Regions from separate parts of the Homo sapiens genome. Here region 2 is linked to region 1. The links are chromatin loops, found by intact Hi-C in ENCODE. Cell type or tissue: PC-9. All regions are shown on one strand.

Region 1 (2,500 bases):
AGGCAAGTTGCTTACCCTCCTATCTATGGAAGAGAGATTAAAGATACCAGTTATCTCTTACCATTGTGTGAAGATTAAGTTAATATATTAAAGTGCTTAGAACAGTGTCCGGCACAAAGTTATCACTCAAACACTAGCCGTTGTTTTTTCAGTGGTAAAGGCTCTCAAAGACAAAAGGAGATGGTAGATAAGAGTGAGAGAGGGGCTCTGAGCACCTCTAGCACGAAAGCCTTCCTTTATATTTGCCTGGCCAACAAGATGGTGAGCTCTTGGTGGCCAGGCGCTGGGCCATGTGTGTGCTACACAGCACCAGTACCCAGGGACCCCCAGGAGATGGGTGAGCAGATGAGTCTTTCCTAAATGGACCAAAGAAAAATACCCAACACTCCTTATTTTCTTTTTTTTGTTTTTGTTTTTGCTAAAGGACTGAAGGTTTGTAATTATTCAAGTCTTTTTTCTCATCCCCTTATGTTGCTTCTGTTGATGACTTTCACAGTCTTCTCGTTCTACCTTTGACTAATTGTTGCTGGCTCTCCCTGCTAATGTTTTGAGGTATTTATCTGGCCTGCCTCTGCTTCCCTGTGAAATATCAGGAAGGCTTTGTGACTCTACAGTGAATTATAGCTCTGCTTCTTAGCCTCAGCTCACCAATATTTTCTGGATAGCATGAGATTACTAGGGCATCCCATGGTAGGGTGGAATCATGGAATCATGGAATGAGGATATGCTGATGATGAAGAAAAGTTGTCTAGGTGAGACCTAGTTTCGGATTGTTGCTGCTTTTTGTTTGTGTGATGTGAAGGCAGTTGCTTGTTTTTCCTTCTTCAAAATGGTGGTATGTCACATGGTTTGGAACTGATTAAATGTAATAATATAGTAATCTGAAGCACCTAGCATAGCACCTGACATACAATAGACACATTAAATATTAGTTCCCTTCCTTTTAGAAGACAACCTGGTAGAAGTGAGCGCTGGCTTTGCTAATGATATGAATTTCATTTGTTTGCATTTATCCTTCTGAGTTACCAAGCAGTTTTTGCTGCGGAAGGAAGGTTGTGTCTTTTAGCCAGCAGGTGGCAATCAAATTAAAGCTAAAAGTTCACCTCATTATAACAGGTAAAAACGTTGCCTTTTTTCATATTAATACTTGATGGAAGTGGCAGGTGAATGACAGACATTTGGCACTGAAGTGGAGTCACCCCTGACGAAGGCATTTTTAACACGAGGCCCTAGATACGGAAGATTAGTTTTCCTAAAGCTGCTTTTGATTTCAGTACCTGCGTATCATTGTCATACACCTTCTTAGAGGTTTGTCAGAGGAATCATCTAGATTTATGCAACACTGTGTTTAAAATAATGAATCTATTCACTTGATTTGGCAGTTTAAAAAAGCAGAGTAAAAAGTGAAGTCATCAGTTGATAAAATAGAATTGTTAGAATAATACTATTTCATATTCGGTCTGGTTTTACGTGAATTTTTGTTGTTGTCTCACTGAATTTGTGTGTGATTTTTAAACAAAGAACACCCTTTGACTGAAAGGTATAAGCAGGGAAGAACTCTGTAAACTCCATTTTTGAGTCTTAAGGTTTTTTGTTTGTTTGTTTTTGAGATGGAGTCTTGCTCTGTCACCAGGCTGGAGTGCAGTGGCGCAATCTCGGCTCACTGCAACCTCCGCCTCCTGTGTTTAAGCGATTCTCCTGCCTGAGCCTTTCAAGTAGCTGGGATTACAAGCACGCACCACCAGGCCCAGCTAATTTTTGTATTTTTAGTAGAGACGGGGTTTCACCATGTTAGTCAGGATGGTCTCGATCGATCTCTTGACCTCGTGATCCGCCTGACTCGGCCTCCCAAAGTGTTGGGATTACAGGCGTGAGCCACTGCGCCCGGCCAGTTTTTAATCTATAAAGTGAGGATAATGTCATTTTCCTCTCTTTTTGCAAGGATTAAAATAGATGATAAATGAAAAGCACTTAGTATGGTGCGTGGCACACAGTAAGCAATCATAATAAATGATACCATTTGGATAACTTATATTATTATCAAAGAATCACTGAAGATGGAAGGGAGCTGAGAGCTCATATGGTCTAATCAGCCCTTTCATTGTTTAGGACATGGAGACAGAGAAAAGTTAACTTGCACAGAGCTAATTAGTATCCATATCAGTTCTGGAACCCAAAATTCCTGAAGCTGCTGGTCTTTTTCACACTGCTACCCCTGAATTATTAGTTCTGGCTGGAGGTGGATGGTATGAAGGCATGGCTGTCAGGGACTAGAGTGACCCTCTTTTTATGGACGGTAGGCAAGGCAGTGGGAAGACCACGTACTATGATGACTGCATTTAGATGAGGTGTCGTGACTGATCCGCTGTCACATGATATATGCTGCTGACATCCTTTGAGATAAAGTCAACTCTAAACAGTAAAGATAAACTCCTAATACTAGCTTCCTTTTCCAAAGCCAAGTCTCTACTAGGCTGCCTCTGTCTTAACGGGAAGACCA
Region 2 (2,500 bases), 360 kb after region 1:
CGGCGACAGAGCAAGACTCTGTCTCAAAAAAAAAAAAAAAAAGAAATACTTTTTGTGTCTCTAACGTCAGATCATTAGACTATACTAAGCCAATGAGGGCAAGGACTGCGCAGTTTTGCTCACACTTCTATCCCCAGTGTCATAATTCCTAGAACATGAGAGACTCCCAAAAAGTATTAGTTAAGTGAATGAATGAATGAAATGCCATTTATTACATGAAATTTTTTCTAATTACCCCTAAGCAGATGAAATTATTCTATTATTAAATATTTCTCCAGAATTTCTTCCGACTTTATTTTATTTCATGTTTTATTATATACCTGCATGCAGTTGTCTAATATGGTCCTCCATACACTTAAATGCTGATGTACACACACACACACACACACACACACACACACATCTCAAAGTTCTTTGAAGACAGATTGAGCCTCATTCATATTTTTCATCTGCCAACACGTAACTTAGGCTTTGTATGTTATGAACATTTATGTGTGCTTGTTAAATTGATTTATTCTACCATGACCTGTTAGAAAATTCTTATTTATAACAAATATGAATTATTTCATATTAAATTAATATGAGATAAATGCACTCAATTTAATCTAATGTCTACATACATTTGGCAAGAAACTCCGTGTTGTATCTGTACATTCTATATTGTTGCTATGAGATTCTGAAAAAGTGTTTAGTATGCTATTGTAACATCAGGGCCGTTGTTTAGCATTATGTGCTCAGAAGCCTATTTGATTTTCCTGTGGATATTTTCCTAAACCGACAGCAGGCTATGTAGAAAAAGTACTGGGCCAGTGGGAATCTTGAGACTGGGTCCAGCTTAAGTCCCTGAGTTTAGCAAATTGTATGGCCATTGTTAATTCGTTTCACTGTCATGGCCCGAGGCAGCTCTTCTTTAAAATACAAAGTGGACTCGATAATCCCCAGGAACCTTCTAGCTCCAATACTCTTTATCATTTAAAGCTCTTAGATAATCAAATTAAATCCGTACTTTGCAGCCCCGTTTCTAGCTTCATGCATATTTCTGGCCACAAGATGGCGGGCTTTATGTTGTTTTCTTCATTCTCTAACTGCAAAAAGTTTTTAATACCATCGCAGTTTTGAAAATTTAAAATTTCCAATTCTTTAAAAAGCCTGATAAATGCAACATGGACTTTACATTCTGACTTTAAAAAGTGTCTTAAGCACTTTGGAGTCTCACAATAGAGAAGATTTCCTCTTTTGTGTGGAAAGACTGATTTACACTGTATTTCTATACTAATGCAAAAATCCCACGATGAGATGAAAGAGACCACAAGCATTTTCATTTGTTTTTCTTTCTCTTTACACAATCAAAGATAGTGCTTTTGGAAATCAGAACAGATACAAACTTTACCACGGAGGCTACTGAATAAAGTTCTCAAAATACACTGTCATTCTGGACTTTTTAGCCATTGACAATTTCCAGGTATCCCCAATTTTTCTGCGTGCTACTGATTTCTATGATTTGATTTGAAGCAGAATTAGCAAGTCAGAATACATCTATTTTATATACCAAATTGGGAATTAGGAAGAAGGTGATTTGCATTTCAGAACTTTGAAGTAATTTTCCTTCATTGACATAATCTATCTGCTTTCAGAAGATTCATAATTTTGCCACCTTACCCTGGTCAGCAGCTCGTTCATTTCGGTCACGAGTGTATTCAGATTGCCCTCTGCCAGCTGAATAAGCCTCTCTGGGGCCCGCTGAGGTGACAGCAAGTGCTGAAAAAGATTCCATCCCATAAACATTTTTAGTAAATGGCCTTGCAGTGATAGTGTTCGACAGAACACATTTTTGTATATAAAAGGAACTTAGCCTTCTCACCTTCAAAGAAAAGATAAGGAAACTATTTCAACTGGGCACTTACACATTGAGTGTCATGCCAAATATTCAGGCAAATAATAAAAATTGCAGTGACTTATTGAGAAATTACTATGTGCCAGGCTTTTTATGTTTTGTTTTTTCATTTAATTTTCACAACAGCTCTATGGGGGGTAAGCATTATTCCATTTCATGAAAGAGCAAACTGTCTTGAAGACAGTTAAAAATGTGCACGAGATCACACAGTCAGTAAGGGGTAGAGTTAAGATAAACTCCTTGCCTGGCCCATTTAAGGCTCCCATTCCAATTAACAGAGACACAGATCACAGGTAAAAAAGAGAACGGCAGGCCTTAACATAGAGACCTGGCTAGGCGCTAACTAACTGGCCTGTCCTCGGTGTTGCTAGGAACTGGCCTAACAGCAGGGCCATATTTTTTTCCTATGGAACATAAATAATCTCATAGGACACTAAATTAGACAAGGTCACTCTGAACCAGTGATGAATGAAACAGAAAAAAAGAGACTACCCTGTAATGTCTAAGCGCAGACAAAACCATAGCGGGTTTTGTGTAGACCACAAAACTACCCCAACCTCCCATTTCCTGGCTAATATGAATGAACACTGCCTCCTTATTAATCAT

What was found. A loop is a pair of places that touch in the nucleus more often than their neighbours do. Peaks named below come from ENCODE experiments on the same cell type or tissue, not always from the same donor. Only the 100,000 strongest peaks of a DNase experiment are listed, where the experiment ranks them.
Region 2: a loop joins it to region 1, with 4 times the contacts of the local background. A loop is called at or near these places in 2 of 110 quality-filtered maps.

Annotation. Positions count from the first base shown.
Region 1 is chr6:129,729,264-129,731,763 of GRCh38, reverse strand. No RefSeq gene overlaps it. Among named protein-coding and RNA genes, the nearest start is that of ARHGAP18, 20 kb to the right of the region's middle. In PC-9, CTCF peaks have their summits at 838 and 1,038 (motif pointing right); a DNase peak (open chromatin) is centred at 1,093.
Region 2 is chr6:129,369,150-129,371,649 of GRCh38, reverse strand. It overlaps LAMA2 (laminin subunit alpha 2), which reads right to left. Exons shown (of 65, transcript NM_000426.4): 34 at 1,660-1,758. Among named protein-coding and RNA genes, the nearest start is that of ARHGAP18, 340 kb to the left of the region's middle. RefSeq lists an enhancer at 650-1,159. In PC-9, CTCF peaks have their summits at 852 and 1,057 (motif pointing right); a DNase peak (open chromatin) is centred at 1,079.